Regions from separate parts of the Homo sapiens genome. Here region 1 is linked to region 2. Evidence: read pairs that join two places in POLR2A ChIA-PET (ENCODE). Cell type or tissue: A673. All regions are shown on one strand. Each heading gives the region's core, and the rest is flanking DNA. Links, peaks and the distances in the headings are about the cores only.

The links. ChIA-PET counts read pairs that join two places held together with the same protein. Peaks named below come from ENCODE experiments on the same cell type or tissue, not always from the same donor. Only the 100,000 strongest peaks of a DNase experiment are listed, where the experiment ranks them.
Region 1: POLR2A ChIA-PET joins it to region 2 with 6 read pairs; 6 of 35 experiments call an interaction of 5 or more read pairs at or near these places.

What each region holds. Positions count from the first base shown.
Region 1 is chr12:32,064,468-32,075,096 of GRCh38, forward strand. No RefSeq gene overlaps it. Among named protein-coding and RNA genes, the nearest start is that of BICD1, 37 kb to the right of the region's middle. In A673, for the core only: no CTCF peak of the experiment used is centred there; a DNase peak (open chromatin) is centred at 4,744; H3K27ac peaks cover 1,191 bases.
Region 2 is chr12:32,285,302-32,295,930 of GRCh38, forward strand. It overlaps BICD1 (BICD cargo adaptor 1), which reads left to right. Exons shown (of 10, transcript NM_001714.4): 3 at 8,693-8,845. Among named protein-coding and RNA genes, the nearest start is that of FGD4, 110 kb to the right of the region's middle. In A673, for the core only: no CTCF peak of the experiment used is centred there; no DNase peak of the experiment used is centred there.

The sequences.
Region 1 (10,629 bases), core at 1,587-9,586, 220 kb before region 2:
TCAAGACTAGTCTGGGCAACATAGTGAAACCCTGTCTCTACAAACAAAAAAAGGAAGAAGACAAAGGAGAAAGAGTAGAAGGAGAAGGAGAAGAAGAAGGAGAGGGAAGAAGGAGGAAGAGAAGGAGGAGGAAGGAAGTGGCTCTTGCCTGTAATCCCAGAACTTTTGGGATGCTGAAGTGGGTGGATACCTTGAGCCCAGGAGTTTGAGACCAGCCTGGACAACATGGCAAAAAACCATTTCTACAAAAAATACAAAAATTAGCCAGGCATGGTGACATGTGCCTGTAGACCCAGCTACTTAGGAGGCTGAGGTGGGAGGATCACCTGAGCCTGGGTGGTGGAGGCTGCAATGAGTGAAGATTGTACCACTGCACTCTAGCCTGGGCCACAGAGCGAGACCCTGTCTGAGAAAAAAAAAAAAAAAGTCTTAGTTGTAGGCAGAGATTGCCAGAAACTAGATTTTTCCAGCCTGTGTTGCCTCAGCCATGTGACCCAGGTCTGGCAACGTTCTTGTCTTTCTTTTGACTTTGGAGCCAGTGACAGAAGAAATAGGGATAATAAACTTCCTCTCTGGCACCTGCTGGCTAGAGAGCGTGGTTCTCTAGGCTTCCAAACAATTCTCTGAGAAACCCAGTATCTGTTGAGTTAACTTTTTTTTTCATCTTAGATCAGCTGGAGTTGACTACTGTGGCTTGCACATGGAAGCTGGGAGAACAGAAACTCTCATGTGGAAGAGCCAAGATGTCCTTGGAGCCATTACCAGCCTCTTGCTGAGCATTCTTTCCTACTATATTCAGCCGGGAGTTTCTCCAATGGTCCTACCTCCTGTGTACTCTGTCCCTAGGCATCCCTCAAATGGAGATCATCCTGCCCCAGAAAAGTCTCTGAGAACGGAGTCAACGGTAGACAGCAGGAAAGAGTGAGTGGAGATGCCGGCTCCACTGTGCCAAGTGAAAATAACTTGGTGAGCACTGAGGGCACTCTAAGCACGGGCCAGTCAGTATCAAACACTGTTCTGATCCTAGCAACAGTATGAGGCAGAAACCTAAGTTACAGAACTTGATTTACAGACCAGGAAATGAAGGTTTATAAAGTTTGAAGAAGTAAGACTGGGATTTCAATACAGATTGTATGTTTCTGGAACCTATTGACTTTATTTGTGAGTTTTTGTTTGTTTGTTTGTTTGTTTTGCCCTTCTTTCTTTATTTAATTAAAACATCTGCTGATGGCAAGAATGACCCATGTGCCTAACAAAAATGCAAATGGTTAACATGCAGAGTGGAAATTCTATCTTTGATAAATGTCTGTTGGAACCTATTGACTTTAATTTCAAACTCTACAGTCTCCCGGAGGGGATGATAGAATACTCATAGAGTCTATGGGGATTTTTATCAGGCTGATGTGAAGGGAGAAATCATATGTATGGGCATGATGGTGTGCGCTACTCAGCCTTCTGAGTAATTCCAGCTACTCAGGAGGCTGAGGAGCCAGGATCCCTTAAGCCCAGGAGTTTGAGTCCAGCCTGGGCAGCATAGTGAGACCCTCTTTCAAAAAACAGCAAAAAAGGGCTGGGGGTGGTGTCTCATGCCTGTAATCCCAACACTTTGGGAGGCAGAGGTGGGTGGATCACTTGAGGTCAGGAGTTCAAGACCAGCCTGGCCAACATGGTGAAACCCCGTCTCTACTAAAGAGGCAAAAATTAGCTGGGTATGGTGGCGTATGCCTGTAATAATCCTATCTATTTGGGAGGCTGAGGCAGGAGAATTGCTTGAACCCTGGAGGTGGAGGTTGCAGTGAGCAGAGCTTCCGCCACCACACTCCACCCTGGGTGACAGAGTGAGACTCCGTCTCAAAAAAACAAACAAGCAAACAGTGGAAAAGGGCTGTGGTGAGTTGACTTGCTATGCTCTATACTGAGGGGTCAAAATATGGGCATATGGCTGCCTGATGCCTGAGTCTTTCAGGCACAGCTGGGATAAGATTTTGACATATGCAAAAAGCAAAGTCTTTGAATAAACTAATTTCCATGGCTTGAATTTGTTACAATCTATCTCAATCTTGTCTACTGATATTTGAAGAACCAAATGAGTGTACATTGGGGCTCCTCATGTGCACACTGGTTTGAAGAGAGATGCTTGTACGTATCACCACAGCCTTCTCAGGGAGGAGTGCTGGGCAAGTTACAAAGACACAAGTGAAGGAAATACGGAAATGGTAGAAGGAAACCAACATAGGCATATGAAGCAGGATTAAGCATTAGAAAATGACGAGTCTGGCTCTTCTGAGAAGCAGACAGCAAGATGGGATTACACTTGAAGTATTTTACTGGGGGAAACACTAGAGTGAAAGGAAACAAGGAGGAAGCCGGGAAAGGCTGAGAGAGCAGTCACAGTGATCAGCCTCATCAGACCCATGCAAGGCTGACCCAGAGTGAAGGAGAGGGAGAAAGAAGGTTGAATGGCAGCATCTCAGTCAGCCTGCGGCCTGAGGATGTAGCAGCAAAGACTTGGAGGAGTTCCTGAGCCAAAATTAACAATATTCTTTTGATATCATCCAATACCCATATTCAAAATTTTTTTTTTTGAGACGGAGTTTTGCTCTTGTTACCCAGGCTGGAGTGCAATGGCGTGATCTCAGCTCACTGCAACCTCTGCCTCCTGGGTTCAAGCTATTCTCCTGGCTCAGTCTCCCGAGTAGCTGGGATTACAGGCACCCACCACCACGCCCAGCTAATTTTTTGTATTTTTAGTAGAGACGGTTTTCACCGTCTTGGGCAGGTTGGTCTTGAACTCCTGACCTCAGGAGATCCGCCCGCCTTGGCCTCCCAAAGTGCTGGGATTACAGGCATGAGCCACCGCGCCTGGACCCATATTCAGATTTCTTTTTTTTTTTTTTTTTGAGACGGAGTCTCACTCTGTCACCCAGGCTGGAGTGCAGTGGCGGGATCTCAGCTCACTGCAAGCTCTGCCTCCTGGGTTCACGCCATTCTCCTGTCTCAGCCTCCCGAGTAGCTGGGACTACAGGCGCCTGCCACCACTTCCGGCTAATTTTTTTTGTATTTTTAGTAGAGACAGGGTTTCACCTTGTTAGCCAGGATGGCCTCAATCTCCTGACCTCGTGATCCACCCGCCTCAGCCTCCCAAAGTGCTGGGATTACAGATGTGAGCCACCGCACCCGGCCTCATATTCAGATTTCTAAAATGAGTCCTTACTTAAATTTTTCTAAATGTCTAAAATTATATTTATGCTATTGGATTGTTTGAATCAGGGTACGAAGAAAACCAAGAAAAAAGGTCCACTCATTGCATATGTTTTTTGTCTTTTAAATATTTTGTTATGTTTTGTTTTTGGAGGAAGGGTCTCACACTGGCAGCCAGGCTGGAGTGCTGTGCCTCAGTCACAGCTCACTGCAGCCTTGAACTCCCAGGCTCAAGCGATCCTTCTGCCTCAGCCTCCTGCATAGCTGGGACTACAGGTGCACAGCACCATGCCTAGCTAATTAAAAAATTTTGTAGGCCGGGCGCAGCGGCTCATGCCTGTAATCCCAGCACTTTGGGAGGCCAAGGAGGGTGGATCACGAGGTCAGAAGTTCAAGACCAGCTTGGTCAACATGGTGAAATCCCGTCTGTACTAAAAATACAAAAATTAGCCAGGCCTGGTGGTGCAAGCCTGTAATCCCAGTTACCTGGGAGGCTGAGGCAGGAAAATCACTTGAACCTGGGAGGCGGAGGTTGCAGTGAGCTGAGATCACGCCATTGCACTCCAGCCTGGGCAGCAGAGTGAGACTACATTTCAAAAAAAAAAAATTGTAAAGACAGCCCAAAAATACAAAAAAAATTAGCCAGGCATGGTGGTGCATGCCTGTAGTCCCAGCTGCTTGGGAGGCTGAGGTGGGAGAATTGCTTGAATCCAGGAGGTGGAGGTTGCAGTGACCAAAGATTGTGCCACCGTACTCCTGCCTGGGTGACAGAGGTAAATTTTGTCTCAAATAAAAAAAATCTGTAGACACAGGATCTTGCTATGTTGCCCGGTGCCCAGGCTTGTCTCAAACTCCTGGCATCAAGAATCCTCCTGCCTTGGCCTTTCAAAGTGCTGGCTTTACAGGCCTGAGCCACTGTCTGGCCTCTTGAGTGGGAGGATCACTTGAGCCCAGGAGTTGGAAACCAGCCTGGGCAACATAGTGAGATCTTGTCTCTACAAAAAATTTAAAAAATAGCTGGTTGTTGTGGCGCATGCCTGCGGTCCCAGCTACTCAGATGGCTGAGGCAGGAGGATCGCTTGAACCCAAGAGTTTGAGGCTGCAGTGAGCTATGATTGTACCAGTGCACTTCAGCCTGGACAACAGAGTGAGACCTTGTCTGTGAAAAAAACATCATGTTGGAGAAACAAGAAATTAAGACCCAAGGGAAAATGCCAATTCATAAGTATAGAATTAGCTAATTTAATTGTTAAGCAAAAAAAAAAAAAAAGTATTTAAATTCATGTATTCAGATAGCTTATAAGTGATTACAAAGCTATGATGTATTTTCAGCTCTATTTAATCTGGAGTTAAAGCTCCAATTGTTATACATCATCCTACAGTGAACAGTCAGTATTGATTCAATAAAGTTTACTTTGATGTTCTGTTTTTATATTTCTTTCATCAGTACTCCCTACAGTTGTCTCTAACAGAACATCTGTGAAAAGAAAAGAAAATTTCAGATTTATTATGCCAAGGGGAAAAATTAAGTCCCGGAAACTGACTCACATAATATGGCTGTTTTTCTTGTCTGGTGCACAACCATTGCTTCCTGACCTTTGTGTTGAGATGTTATACATTAACCAGACTCCTATGCTTTATTCAAACCTAGATTAAATCTTGTTGGAGATAGAGACTCTTTATCTACCTCTTTATATGAAATGTTAAGCAACCACTTAGAGCGTAATCGATCATAACCAATCAGGTCTTGTAACTGTTTGTTAGTCTTGTGTGGAAAATGTAATTCTGTTCAGCATTCTTGTTTTTTCCTATATAAATGACCCCTACCTTTCTCTACACTGGGGAGCACTCATCGCCATTCTTTGGTATCCCTGTTTTCCCATACAGCCACCCTCACACTTTGCACTTGAATAAGCTATTTTTAAAATTATTTTTATAGATTCAGGGAGTACAAGTGCAGTTTTGTTACATGGATATATTTTCACAGCAGCTTTTAGTGTAGCCATCACCCAAATACTACATTGTACCCATTAAGTAATTTCTCATCCCTCTACATCCTCCCACCCTTCTTGTTTTTTTTGTTTGTTTGTTTGTTTTGCTTTGTTTTGTTTTGCTTTGCTTTGTTTTGTTTTGTTTTGAGACAGAGTCTTTCTCTGTCGCCCATCCTGGGTTCAAGCGATTCTCATGGCTCAGCCTCCTGGGGTTTTACCCTGATGGTCCAGCTGGTCTCAAACTCCTGACCTCAAGTGATCTGTCCGCCTTGGCCTCCCAGAGTGTTGGGATTACAGGCCTGAGCCACTGCACCCAGCCCCGCCACCCTTCTGAGTCCCCATTGTTTATCACTTCACTCTCTATGTCCATGTGGACACAGTATTTAGCTCCCACTTATAAGTGAGAATGTGCCGTATTTAGCTTTCTGTTTCTGAGTTATTGCACTTAAATTAATGGTCTCCAGTTCTATCCATGTTGTTGCAAAAGACATGATTTTATTCTTTTTTATGGCTGAATAGTGTAATAAACTCTTTTAACTGGATCCTGAGCCTTTTGGTTATTTTAGGTTGACAATCTATGTGACAGTAAATTTGGTCAGTCCCTTTATTCAACATCCTCAGTAAGGTTAGATTATGTTGAGTTTCTACAGATTCTATTAGAGCCCACACTTTTTTTTTTAATGCCATTGACTTGATTACAAAGACAGGTTAGTTGTCCTGCATGATGTCCTAAATTCTGACTTTGACTAAATATTTCCTCCTAGTGTTACCTAACTTTTTCCTCTATCTTCTATTTTTCTTGTAGACTACAGGCTTGAATAGATTCAGGTTTAAGGTTTTGCTTTGTATTGCTTAGTTTATGACTACTTCATAGGTGGTGCTGTATGCTTCCTATTGCCTCATATTCAAAAGCATGCAATAGCTGGTTGTTTCACTTACAGTGGCTGCTAAGATGGATCAGCGAGTTCAAGTGGTGGCATCAACCTTTTTACCTAATGATTTTGTCATCTATTGATAACCAGTATTTAAGTCATTTTATTAGGAGCTACAAAATGTTGACTTTCTAATACTACATTTATTATCTGTAATTATTCTATATAGAACTCTTATCTAGTAGGGTTATTTGATTTCCAGGAAATACTGTTCATACTGGAAAGGTGATATAAAATCTCGGTTCTTTCCCCTTAATTATCAGTTTTTGGAGTAATGAGTTGGTGCACAGCAACCTTTGCTCGATTCATTCACTATGGCGTGTTTGTTCTTTCCTCTTTAAAAAAATTATGACTTTTTATTATTTATATATTTGTTTATCTACTTGAGACAGGGTCTCACTCTGTCACCCAGGCTGGAGTGCAGTGGTGCGAACACAACTCACTGTAGCCTCAATCTCCTGGGCTTAAGCAATCTTCTCACCTCAGCCCCCAGAGTAATATTTTTATTTATTTTAATCAATTGAAATAATAATTCTTCTTGATGTTCAAATCATCTTATCTTTGACCAAAAGGACCCTCTTCAAGCTGGCTTATGGAATTTTTTGTTATTTGATGTGTCCCATCATTAGCCTTTGATAATGTTTTTACTTTCTGGGGCAACAAGCTGTTCCAAGCTTATTTTTCTTCCTTTTCTTTTTTTTTTTCCAATTTTATTTTGTACTTTTTCCGCCCTGGACCTGGTTTAGGTGTGGTGCTTTTAATGAAAAATGGTATGAATTTCAGCTATTCTAATTGTGGATAGTGATATTTCATTGTGGTTTTAATTTGCGTTTCTCTGATGACTAATGATTTTGAGCATCTTTCCATGTGCTGATTGATCATTCATATATCTTCTTTGGTAAAAGCATCTATTCACTGGGAGGCGGAGGTTGCCATGAGCCGAGATACACCACTGCACTCCAGCCTAGGGGACACAGCAAGACTCTGTCTCAAAAAAAAAATAAAAAGTGTCTGTTCAAATCTTTCACTCATTTTAAGAAAATGGGTTGTCATTTTTTTCCTATGGAACAGAATTTATTGGATAGTAGCATTTTAGGAAAAATATAAGCTCTACTATATATATATATAAATCTATATAGATAGATAGATAGATAGATACAATCAACTGTAAAGTCCATCTCAACTTCAGAAAATGTAAAGACATGTCCATCTTAGAAATGAAGAAATGGCTTCCTTGCAAGTTTGCAAGAACATTAGTGACATAATGTATAAAGTACTTAACATAAGTGTTCAAAGGGTAACTGTTGTTACTATTATCAACTGTATTAATTAAACTGTTTTGAGATTTAACACACATGTTACAGACTTTAAGAAAGCAGCTGAGTGCAGGTTTTTTGTTTTAGTTTTGCGTTTATGCCAATGTGAAAATATGAACAGCTCAGTTCTACATTCTGTTCCCTGAAAATACCACGAGAGCTATTAGACAGTCTTGAAAGGCAGTATCTAACATAAGCTTTGTGTGTTCATGGATATTTGTTCAATAATAACATTTAAATAATGAGGGAGGCCACTTCTAAAGACTTATCATTTACCTGATCTACACAATATCTAGCATAGGACCAGTTCTCAATTGACGGCAAACAGTCCCAGCAGGTCACTTCATTTTGAACAGACATTGCAATTGCACTTGAGAAATCATGCCAAGTTTTGCAGGGATTGTCCTTGGACTTGTCACCACGAAGACATAACTCATGCTATTTACATATTATAGCATTTTCTTTCTTTTTTTTTTTGAGACGGAGTCTCACTCTGTTGCCCAGGCTGGAGTGCAGTGGTGCGATCTCTGCTCACTGCATGTTCTGCCTCCCGGGTTCACGCCATTCTCCTACCTCAGCCTCCTGAGTAGCTAGGACTACAGGCGCCCGCCACCACACCCAGCTAATTTTTTGTATTTTTAGTAGAGACGGAGTTTCACCATGTTAGTCAGGATGGTCTCAATCTCCTGACCTCGTGATCTACCCGCCTCAGCCTCCCAAAGTGCTGGGATTACAGGCATGAGCCACCGTGCCGGGCTATTATAGCATTTTCTAGACTAGTTCAATCTGCAATGTCCTTGCACTGACCAGGGCTCCATTTCCTTTATCAGAGGGCTATGATGGAAATGATGTGGAGTTCACCTGGCTGAGACGGAATGACTCTGTGCATGGGCTGGAAACCCTGTGGCTTGCTTAGTACACCATACAATGGTATTTCACCTTGGACACCAGATTGCAGCAGGAGACAGGTAACTCATGTGACAATTTTTTTTTTTTAATTTTTACCATTGTTTTCGTAGATATTCCTAGGCCAGTTCTAAGAGTTTGTTTCTTGGGAGATTAGTGCTGGAGGCCAGAAGTCTGAGATCAAGGTTGGTTTTTTCTGAGGCCTCTCTCCTTGGCTTGGAAACAGCCGTTTTCTCGGTGTCTTCACATGGTCTTTTGCTCTGTACCTGTCCAAATTTCCTTTTCTTATAAGGACATCACTTGTATAAGATAAGGGTTTTCCCCTCATTTTAACTTAATTACCTCTTTAAAGGCCCTATCTCCAAACACAGTTACATTCCGAGGTACTGCAGGTCAGGGCTTCAGCACATGAATTTTGGGCAAGGATGGAGAGGGTTGGAAACAATACAATTCACCCCGTAACACCAGATCTGACTCCTCTCACTAGCCTCCTCAAAGAGTGAGGGGTTACTGTGTGTCCTTTTCAGATTCAAATTAAACAAGCTTTTGCTCTGTCAGCCAATTCTGGGAAACCAAGTTTGGTTTGGGCAGCCAGTCAGGTTGTCTTTTTATTACTAAGTTGTAAGAGTTTTTTTTTTTTTTTTTTTTTTTTTTTTTTTTTTTTTTTTTTTTGAGATGGAGTCTTGCTCTGTCACCCAGGCTGGAGTGCAGTGGTGCAATCTTGGCTCTCTGCATCCTTTGCCTCCTGGGCTCAAGCCATCCTCCCACCTCAGCCTCCAGAGTAGCTGGGACGACAGGCACGTGCCACCTTGGCTGGCTAATTTTTTTGTATTTTTGGTAGAGATGGGGTTTCATCATGTTGGCCAGGCTGGTCTTGAACTCCTGAACTCAAGTGATCCTCCTGCCTCAGCCTCCCAAAGTGCTGGGATTACAGGCGTAAGCCACTGTGCCCGGCCAGTTGTGAGAATTTTGTATGTATTCTGACTACCAGTCCTCTGTCAGATATATGTATTATGATGATTTCTCCCAGCCTGTGGCTTGCCTTTTAATTTTCTTAATTTTGTCTTTCAAAGAGCAGAAGTTTTGCATTTTGATAAAAATGCAACTTACCAATTATTTCTTTTATGGTTTCTGCTTTGGCAAGTTTGTAAATATTTTTTTCCCTGTGTTGCATGGTTTTAGCAATTATCTTTAGGTCTATGATCCACATGGAGTTAATTTTTGTGTGTGGTGTGAGGTAGGGATTGAGGTTTTTTTTTTTTCCAATATAGATATGCAGAATTTAGGCTGGGTGTGGTAGATGACATCTGTAATCCCAGCACTTTGGGAGGCCAAGATGGTTAATTGCTTGACGTCAGGAGTTCGAGACTAGCCTGGGCAATATGGTGAAACCCTGTCTCTACCAAAAATACAAAAAAATTATCTGGGTGTGGTAGCATGCATCTGTAGTCCCAGCTACTTGGGAGGCTGAGGTGGGAGGATCGCTTGAGCCCAGGAGGCAGAAGTTGCAGTGAGCCAAGATGGTGCCACTGCACTCCAGTCTGGGTGACAGAGCCAAACCCTATCTCATTAAAAAAAAAAAAAAGAGAGAGAGAAGAAAAGGGAAAAGAAGATATGCAGTTGTTCCTGCACCATTTGTTGAAAAGACTGGAATGTTGATTTTAATAATGCATGTAAATTCTCCACCACCTTGGGAAATGGTGTTGGCTGAAAATTACATGTGCCCTGATAACATATGCTTTAACAGAGTACCTGGTGAGTGGAATGAGAATGTGGTGGTTTGCATGAGTAACTTTGCATTTCTGAACTGTTTTTCAATGCCTCCATTCATATTGGTAATTGAGGTCATTGGGTTAGTAAGGCAAGCAATCAGTGGCAGGAAAGCATTTTCAGGCACATAGTAGGTAACTCAAGTAAAGAGTGAAACCCTTCCAAATGATTAAAAGAATTAAAAAAAAAAAAAAGAGTGAAGTCCTGGGCACAGCTGTTAGAAATCTAGACAGCTGGCCAGGCTTAGTGGCTCACACCTGTAATCCTAGCACTTGGGAGGCCGAGGCAGGTGGATCACTTGAGGTCAGGAGTTCGAGACCAGCCTGGCCAACATACTGAAATCCCTGTCTCTACTAAAAATAAAAAATTAGCTGGGCACAGTGGCGGGTGCCTGTAATCCCAGCTACTGGGGAGGCTGAGGCAGAAGAGTCAGTTGAACCCGAGAGGCGGAGGTTGCAGTGAGCTGAGATTGCGCCACTGCATGCGCCACTGCACTCCAGCCTGGGTGACAAG
Region 2 (10,629 bases), core at 990-8,989:
CCATGTTATATCATTAAATCCTCATAATTATCATGTAATCTTAAGTATTAGGATTCCTGTTTTGCAGATAGTAAACAGGGGTTTGTTACCCACCTAACCAAGCTATTATTAATATCTAATGTGACAATGGGTATAATTAATTTATAAAAGACTAAGAGCATTAAAACTGGAAGGCAGTATTATTTTTAATATATTGACTCTGTGTGGTGACAAGCGTTCATCTGTATTTTTTCTTCTTGCCAATAGTGAAGGGAATTTATGATTCCTACATAAAGAAATCTTTTTAATGTTAATTAAACTAAACTGTAAGAATGCTGCTATGCTCAGGTGCAATGCAAATAATGAGGTGACTCTATCCCTGCCATCTCAGGCTAATCCCCTCTCCCCTGAGGAGCTGAGACTCAGCTCCCTGGAGGTGAAAAGCTAAAGCATTCCCCTGTTGTGCCATTTTCTTCCCTTTCTCTCATGCATTATTTTTCTTACTCTGGTTATTCTTGATGGGAATTTTTAGCAGAGCTCAGCGCCATCTTATCCCAGGAAGAAAAAAAAATTGTAGGAGATAAATGTATGATGAATGGTGCAAAACACAACAGTTGCAATCTTTTAAATTTATTGTGAAATTAAAGAACATGCCCCTAGAATATAATCGCTGGCAATTCAAAAAGCAAGGATTTTTAGCAAAATAAATAAGACCAGTTTTCTTCCTCTGGGCCTTGTGTCTGTTCATCTCAGTGAGTCTTTCAGCTTAACCAGTGTTGCAGCCCAAGCTCTTCCTTGTCCTTAATTAGCATCAGGAGTTTTCATTAGTTATTTTACGAGTTGTTAGTGATCCTCATTAGCTTTGCTGTGGTCTTAAATTTTCTTGACATTTACTGTTTCACTGCATAAGATTTTATGGTTAATTCCCAGAGTATATAAGCCAGATTATTAGCCGTTATATTTTTTACAATGTATATATTCCCATTTCAGAATCTCTTGTATCTTAACATTTTTCTTTACAATTTTATATAAATGACTGTCATCCAGTTCGTTGGGCTTCCTGATATCTTTTTTATACATATTAAATAAGGAAAAATAAGTAAATATATATATCATTCACTCAGTTGATAGATTTTTCAAGAAAGAAAAAAATTAAGATAATATGTTTCTACAAAAAAAGAATGTAATGAAATACTGTAATTTGACTTTATAGCCAAATTAGGGGAACACTACTATTTTTCATTCTACAATTATTCCACACTATGCTGCAAGTATTGCCCAAGGAACAGAAGGCAGAAACCAAGTAACTTGACAATATATTAGAGAAGAATAACAAGTCAAGTTATTTTGAAGATTTAGGTGTATTTTATTTCAAAGTGCATTGTTCTCCCTTTGTGCCTCCTTCTCAAATAACACAACACAGGAAGCTGTCATCCATGTAATATATATTTTTTGGGGGATTAATCACTTGTATACCTGTTTTATTATTCATTCCATGGTCATTAGGGCCTAAAATGTACCAGGTATTAGGGACACAGGATAACAAGGCAGCAAAGGATCATTATATTCAGATGCAAAAGGAAATGTAATAAATATAAAATGTATAAAAAGTAAGTAGCCAGTTTCAAATAATAATCAGTGTCATTCTGTCAACACTTATTTTCTAAGTATGTACTCCATGCTAAATACTAATCTATAAAGTAACTCTGATGGGTGAGTGGAGGGCGAGGGGAGCTATTTTATATTAGTTGCTCAGGGAAGGTTTCCCTGAGGAGATGACATCTGAAATGAGACTTAAATAACAAGTAAACACAGAAGAGTTTTTCAGCTGAGTTTCTGGGAGTCTGTGGATAGATTTCAGGAGGTCTATAGACTTGGATCAGAAAAATAATTACATCTGTATTTTCACTCAACTCAGACTGAAATTTAGCATTTTCTTCTATTTGAATGTAGACAACAAATCTCAGTAGTACTAGTAGCACTTGTTACTTTGTTACCAGTAGAAAGTATAGTTTTTTTAAATTATATCTCAGTTTTCACAGGTGTCTTGAAATGTTATCATTGCTTTGAAATTATGAGATTTCTTGGATGTGATACTAGATCTGATTCTAATTGTGTTAATAAAGAAGCACATGTATTACTGTATTGATTATGTATTACTGGGTAATGAATGACCCACAATTTGGGAGCTTTAAACAATAACCCATGATTCTGTTGGTCAGCAATTTGGGCTGTGCTCAGCTGGGTGGTGTTTTTTTTTTTGTTTTTTTTTTTGAGATGGAGTCTGTCTCTGTCGCCCAGGCTGGAGTGCAGTGGCACGATCTTGGCTCACTGCAAGCTCTGCCTCCTGGGTTCACGCCATTCTCCTGCCTCAGCCTCCCAAGTAGCTGGGACTACAGGTGCCCGCCACCACACCTGGTTACTTTTTTATATTTTTTAGTAGAAACGAGGTTTCACCGTGTTAGCCAGGATGATCTCGATCTCTTGACCTTGTGATCCGCCCGCCTCGGCCTCCCAAAGTGCTGGGATTGCAGGCATGAGCCACTGTGCCCGGCCTCGGCTGGGTGGTTCTTAAGGACTTGCCAGGATTGCTCATGTGGTTGCAGTCATCTGACAGCCCCACTGGGCCAAATAGTCCAAGATGGCCTTCCTCCCATGCCCAGCAGCTGGTGCTGACTGCAGGCTGGGCCACATGGCTCCAACAGGCTACCCTGGGGCTCTTCACATAGTCACAGTGTTACAAGACAGCAAGAGCATGAGCCACAAAGCCCCGTGAGGCTCAGGCTCAGAACTCCCCAGCACTTCCACTGTCTTCTGTGGGTCATAACAAATCCAAAGGCCAGCTCAGTCAGTTTGAGAGGGAATTCCATGGGTTGTGACTTCAGGGAAGTGTGATTAATTGGGGGCCATTAATATACTTACCTGTCACCTACCAAGTCCTAATTTTTTTTTTTTTTTTTTTTTTTTCTGAGACAGGGTCTCACTCTGTAGCCCAGGCTGGAGTGTAGTGGCATGATCATGGCTCACTGCAGGCTTGACCTTTGGGGCTCAAGCAATCCTCCCACTTCAGCCCCCTGACTAGCTGGGACTAAAAGTGTGCACCACCATACCTGGCTAATTTTGGCATGTTCTTTTTTTGTACAAAATAATCTTCTGGATGGGGCTCACCATGTTGCCCAGGCTGGTCTCAAACTCCTGGACTCAAGTGATCCTCCCATCTCAGCCTCCCAAGGTGTGGGGTTTACAGGCATGAACCACTGTGCCCAGCCTATGTCATAATTTTAAAAATTATTATAATAAGTTGGCCGGGCTTGGTGACTCACACTTGTAATCCCAGCACTTTGGGAGGCCAACGCAGGTGGATCACTTGAGGTCAGAAGTTCAAGACCAGCCTGGCCAACACAACGAAATCCTGTCTCTAGTAAAAATACAAAAATTAGCCAGGTGTGGTAGCAGGCACCTGTAATCCCAGCTACTTGGGAGACTGAGGCACAAGAATCACTTGAACCTGGGAGGCGGAGGTTGCAGTGAGCCAAGATCATGCCACTGTACTCCAGCCTGGGTGACAGAGCAAGACTCTTTCAAAAAAAAAAAAAATTATAGTAATTTTAACATGTTCGGTGTTTTCTGTAATTTTGTCTTTTACACTTTTTAAAATATTATTCTGAGAAGAGGTACATAGGCTTCAGCACATTGTCAAAGAGGGTCAAGCACATTATGAGATTAGGAGCCCTTGATCTAAAGGCAGGGAGTTCTGGAAAGAGGAGTATAGAAGCCTCAAGGCAGAAGCAAGCTGGCATGTCCAATGGGATAGAGGAGCAGAAGGAAAGCTCCTGCGGCCAGAGCCAAAGATTGAGGGGCAGAGTGGTTGGAGACAGAGGTAGGGCCAGATCATGTGACTTCTTTGAAAGCTTCTGAAACTTGCAAAGGGACCTCCACTTCCCCACTGCACCATACCCACAGAGTGTGAAAGTAGGTATTGTATGTAAATTGTATTTTATGATTTTTTGGGGTCATTGCTAACTTTTTTCAGTTATCTTGGCAGAAATAAGAAAATTCTTTTTTGCTATTCCATATATCTATTGTGATATCAGAGTCTGTTGTTTGTTTGTGTGTTTGTTTGTTTAAGACAGTCTTGCTCTGTTGCCAGGCTGAAGTGCAGTGGTGCGATCTCAGCTCACTGCAACTTCTGCTTCCCAGGTTCAAGTGATTCTCCTGCTTCAGCCTCCCAAGTAGCTAGGACTACAGGCGCGTGCCACCACACCCAGCTAATTTTTGTATTCTTAGTAGAGACAGGGTTTCACCATGTTGGCCAGGATGGTTTGATCTCTCGAACTTGTGATCCGCCCACCTTGGCCTCCCAAAGTGCTGGGATTACAGGCGTAAGCCACCGCACCCAGCCCCAGAGTCTGTTGTTTATAGAGGATGATTGGGCGTAGCTTTCTAGAGCTGGGAAAACCACCTTTAAACAGTATTATATACCAATATTTACTATTTCATAAATTCAGGCATATTTGCTTAAAATAATCTCCTGTAGAGAGGCAAGAAACAGAAGCCCATTTTTTTGTTTTTAGGAAATTCATAGAAGCCTTTGGTAAGGTTCTTTTAAGTTGGCAAACTCTATTTTCAGAAGACTTCTATGTTGACACTTGTGACCTACAGAATTGCTTTAAGAGGTCAGCACTGATAAAAACAGAGGGAAGCTGTAAAGGGAGGATTAGGCTAAAGTCAACTGGTGGAGTAGGCATAGGTGAATTACTAAAGTGTTGATGAAATGACTCTGTTGGAGTTACCAGTTTATTATAATGAGAGCTAAAGTGAAAAACGCCAGACAGCCTAGAAGCATTCTGAATAACAAGGAGCTCCAACCCCTTATATATAAATGAGGTTACATATAGTAGGTTGAAAGCAGGTTTCCAAAACAACCAATTAGTTTGTATAGCTTCAGCTTCAGGATTGATGATTACATTCCATAGGATATTACATTAAATTGATGAAATCTGCACGTCTCTGGGGAACTCCTTACAAGCTAGCCAGTGAGCTTTTATGATGATAAGATACAGAATGGATAAAAATCTTCTGATGCCAAAAAAGCTTTGGCCCTGCCCAAGTTAGGATCTATATTCATATTATCACCAGGTAAAGTGTCTTGCAAACTTTCTTAGCTTTCATTCCTATCAGACTGCAGTTCATGACTGTGAGGTGTCAAAGACTCTCTCCTTAACCAAGCTTCAGTCATGCTCTGCTAATGTCTCTTTTGGACCAGGCTTCAAGCTTGCTCCACCCCCAGCTTTGGCTTGCCCAGCCCAGCCTTAGCAAGGAATTCTGCTAAGTCATCTCCCAACCCTAGATATCTAATTACCCTTGATATCTGATCAAGTTCTTCATCCTCCACCTTTTTGATGTCTAAGTCCTTGGACTGCCTTTAGCAAGAGTCCTGTTAGGCCAGCTTAGCAAGAATTCCCCTGCCCTTGATGTGTTCTTTTAGCAATTTCCCATCCTTTGACATCCTCATGCTGTTCTTGGCTATAAATCTTCACTTGCTCTTGCTGTTTCAGAGTTGAGCCCCTTCTTTTCCCCCCTCCAATTGCAATGGTTTTGAATGAAGTCTTCCTTACCATTTTAACAAGTGTCAGAATAATTTTTTTAACATCTGTCTTTACACCACAGTCAACAACCCCTTATCCTCCCCAAAACTCTGAGCTAACGCCACTACTTAGAGATTACAGTGTCTGCCTATTTTATTAGCTGGAACTGCATCAGTGATTTTGGAGTTGAATTTTTCATTTTTTACATGAAAGATTATGTGTTTATAATTTGTTGTTTTCACATATGCATAAACAGAACTAGGAAGAGCTGTACTCAGGAGTCAAGTCAGAAGAAAAAACATCACCATGTTCAAATAGACAACTGAACATGCCTCTGAAAACCAGAGACAAAGGGAGTTATTTACAGTTAACATCTATAGAATATGGGCCGGGTGTAGTGGCTCACGCTTATAATCCCAGCACTTTGGGAGGCCAAAGCAGGAGGATTGCTTGAGCCCAGGCATTCGAGACCAGCTTAGGCAACATGGCGAGACCCCACCTCTATAAAAAATTTAAAAATTAGCTGGGCGTGATGGTGTGCATCTGTAGGCCCAGCTACTCAGGAGGCTGAGGTGGGAGGATCACTTAAGCCTGGGAGGTCAAGGCTACAATAAGCTGTGATTAAGGCACCTGGGCAACAGAGCAAGACCCTGCTTCTACCAAAAAAAAAAATATATATTAAATTTGTAGAAGTCTGGGCACAGTGGCTCACACCTGTAATCCCAGCACTTTGGGGGCTGAGGCAGAAGGATTGCCTTCACGAGTTTGAGACCAGCCTGGGCAACATAGTGAAATACCATCTCTACAAAAAATACAAAAATGAGCCAGTTGTGCTGGTGTACACCTGTAGTCCCAGCTACTTAGGAGGCTGAGGTGGGAGAATCACTTGAGCCTGGGAGGTCAAGACTGCAGTAAGCCGTGATCATGCCACTGCACTGTAGCATGGGTGACAGAGTGAGAACATGTCTTTAAAAAAAAAAAATCTGTGGACTATGAAGCAAGATGAGAGACATTTGAAAGCATATGTCGGAAAGTCAGGTATACTTCTAGAGCTGGCTCTCTGTTAGGATAGAGACCTTTAAAATGTTTCTAGTGCTTGCAGATGTCACCCTACCCTCCTGCAAAGATAACAGTGCATTTACTTCTGTCACTGTAGATTAGTTTTGCCCAGGTATTCTTTTCTTAGGGCTGCCGTAACAAAGTCTGGGTGGCTTTAAAACAACAGAAATTTATCGTCTCACAGTTCTGGAGGCCAAAAGTCAGAAATCATGGTGTCGGCAGGGCCATGCTCCCTCTGGCAGCTCTAGGGAAAGGCCTTTCCTTGCCCCTTCCTGGCTTCTGGTGTTTGCTGGCAATCCTTGATGTTCCTTGGCGTGTAGATGGGTCACTTCGGTCTTTGCCTCCATGGTCACGTGGCCATCTTTTCCCTGTGTTTCTTCACATAGTCTTCCCATCCCACATGCAGAAGTATGTGTCAGTTTCTGTGTGGCTGAATTTCCCCTTTTTATAAAGACAGCAGCCCTATCGGATTGGGCCTCCTCTAATGATCTCATTTTAATTTTTGCCTTTGTAAAGACCCTGGGAGTTAGGACTTCAACATGTCTTTTTTGGGAGACAATTGAACCTACATAGCATGTTTTTGAACTTTACATGCAGAATCATATTGTATGTAGTCTTTTGCATCTGGCTTATTTCAGTCAATATATTAGTGAGATTCATCTGTGTTGCAATAGCAGTTTCTATTCATTGTCAGTCCTACCTACCACTATATCAAGGCTCTGCAAATTATGGTGTGAAGGCCAAATGCATCATGACTTATTTTTTTCGCATATGGATATCTAGGTATTACATAAGAAAATGTGGTTTTTGGTTTCTATGATACTTCTTCCCATATTTCTCTTTGTTTGAATAGGAAACAAATCTAATTAATCCTTAATTAAAAGAAAACTTTTATATCCCATCTTTCCATGACTATGAATATGTTACATGTATAAATGTTTATATCTGTTATGTGGTCATTATACATTTTGAACTAAAACATAGCTTATACTTGCCATATAAGTTTATGGAAAAAGTTAAATATTTTACTTAATTGATTGATTTATATCCTGTAACTTTACACATAAGTCCTGGTAATACAAGCTTGTTGTTAAAAAAAAAATTGAAATGATCCAGAAGGACATAAAATCAAACGAATAGGCTCCTCTCCTTATCCCTGTGGCTTGCCCAGTCTAATTCTTTATAAGTCACCGCTATTGACAGTTTTCTGGATATTCTTACAAATATTTTTTCTGACATGGAAGTGTGCATGTATCTGTGTATGTGTGTGTTCCCTGTATTTCTAACATACCTGGGATCCTAATATGCATACTAATCTATGACTTGCTTTTCACATTTAATAATATATTGTGACTACATTTCCATTTTAGTACAATAAAGTTTCTCCTCATTCTTTTTTTCTGTTTTTGAGATAGAGTCTTGCTCTGTTGCCCAGGCTGGAGTGAAGTGGCCTGATCTCGGCTCACTGCAACCTCCGCATCCCAGGTTCAAGTGACTCTCCTGCCTCAGCCTCCCAAGTAGCTAGGATTACAGGCGCCCACCACCACGCCTGGCTAATTTTTTTTTTTTTTTTGGTATTTTTAGTAGAGACGGGGTTTCACCATGTTGGCCAGGTTGGTCTCAAACTCCTGACCTCAGGTGATCCACCTACCTTGACCTCCCAAAGTGCTGGGATTACAGGTGTGAGCCACAGCGCCCGGCCTTTCTCGTTTCTTAAAATAATTTTATAATGTTCCGTTCAATGGATGCATGATAATGTGTTCCCCAAATAGCAAACGTTTAGACTGTTTCCAATTTTTTGTGTAAGTATACATGGATTTGTTTCTGTTTCTATTTACTTCTATGAAAACATACTTAAGAATGATTTTTAGATGTTGAATTGCTGGGTAATATATATGTGCTTTTAAGTTTTTGACAGATACCACTAAATTGCCATTCGAAAAAATGCAGTAACAATTTACACCCCATGAGGTGTTTTTATTATTATTTTTAACTACCAGGACTTTACACCTTGTAAAATCTACAATAAGAGAGTTATATATTGACTGTTTACTCTGTTGTTTCAGAACAATGAGATGGTGGAGCTACAGAGAATACGGATGAAGGATGAAATCCGAGAATATAAGTTCCGGGAGGCACGGCTCCTTCAGGACTATACTGAATTGGAAGAAGAAAATATCACATTGCAGAAACTAGTGTCCACGTTGAAGCAGAACCAGGTAAGGTTTAAGAAATTTTTTGTTATACTGAAGATGGATCTACATCTTCTGACCACTAGGGTTAAATCTCCAAACTTGTCAGAATTTATTGTTACTCTTTTATCTTCTCTCTATAACATTTATGTACTGCAATGTCCCAACCCTCCTATTTCAGCTAAAATATAGAAGGAAAAAATACACCTGTAAGTAGTATAGTGTACACTAAAGTTTTATTGAATAAGAAAAAGAATTTTAGTTTTTATTTTAGCTCTGTGTTCATTTATTTCATAAGTCAAATGTATCGTAACAAATTTAACCTGACAACTTCTCATTAAAAGCCTGAGTCTTAGCCGGGCATGGTGGTGTGTTCCTGTAATCCCAGCTACTTGGGAGGCTGAGGCAGGAGAATCACTTGAACCCAAGACGTCAAGGTAGCAGTGAGCCCAGATTGTGCCACTGCACTCCAGCCTTGGTGACAGAGTGAGACTCCGTCTTAAAAAAAAAAAAAAAAAAAAAAAAAGCCTGGGTCTGTAAGCTTGTCTATGAGCTTAGGGTCTCCCTACAATCACTGGTCTCTCACTCCCTTAAAATTTTTTCTGTAAATTGCTTTCAAATCGTAGAGGGGAATGGATTATGAAGTATAAATCAAGAAGAGCAAAATTATAAGAAAAAGAGGCCGGGCGTGGTGGTTCATGCCCGTAATCCCAGCACTTTGGGAGGCCGAGGCGGGTGGATCACCTGAGGTCAGGAGTTTGAGACCAGTCTGGCCAACATGATGAAACCCCGTCTCTACTAAAAATACAAAAATTAGCCAGGCATGTTGGTGGGTACCTGTAATCTCAGCTACTCAGGAGGCTAAGGCAGGAGAATTGCTTGAACCCAGGATGCGGAGGTTGCAGTGAGCCGAGATTACACCACTGCACTCCAGCCTGGGTGACAGAGTGAGATTCCGTCTCGAAAAAAAAAAAAAAAAAGAAAAAGAAAATGCCTGTTTTCTTTTTCAGCTGTAACCTGACTACAAAGATTACATTCGTACATTTAAATGATTTTTTTGCTGTAATGGGGGTTTGATAGCTTAATTTTCCTGATTGGTTTGCATTGTGGATTTTCAGAACTATTAATAATTATTGAATCTGTAATTTTAGAAGAATTTATTTATGAATACAGTTGAATCGAGTAGTTAATTAAGCAAAGGTGAATTGGATGTTCGAGTTCTTTTCAAGGTGCTTCCTCAGCGACACCTCTATTCTGGTCTAAACGCTGTTGCCACCTCTCAGTTCAGATCAACAGCCTATGTGCCAGGTGCTGTGCTAGGTTGGACAGACACAAGAATCCATAGGGCATGATTCTTGTCCTCTGTAAACTTAGAAGCCAGCCCAGATGTATGCTTTTACCTCACTCCCTTCCTGAGTTGGTATCTACATGATACACTGATTGATTGATTGATTGATAGATATAAGGGTTAAGAGGGAAAAGAAAAAAAATCCAGAAGAGAAAAATCCATGTAGTGGCACAATTAAAATTTGATTTCTTTTTTTTTTTTTTTGCGACAGAGTCTTGCTGTGTTGCCCAGGCTGGAGTGCAGTGGCATGATCTCAGCTCACTGCAACCTCCACCTCCTGGTTCAAGCAATTCTCCTGCCTCAGCCTCCCGAGTAGCTGGGATTACAGGCATGAGCCACCACACCCAGCTAATTTTTGTATTTTCAGTAAAGACAGGGTTGTACCATGTTGGCCAAGCTGGTCTTGAACTCCTGAGCTCAAGTGATCCGTCCACCTCAGCCTCCCAAAGTGCTGGGATTACAA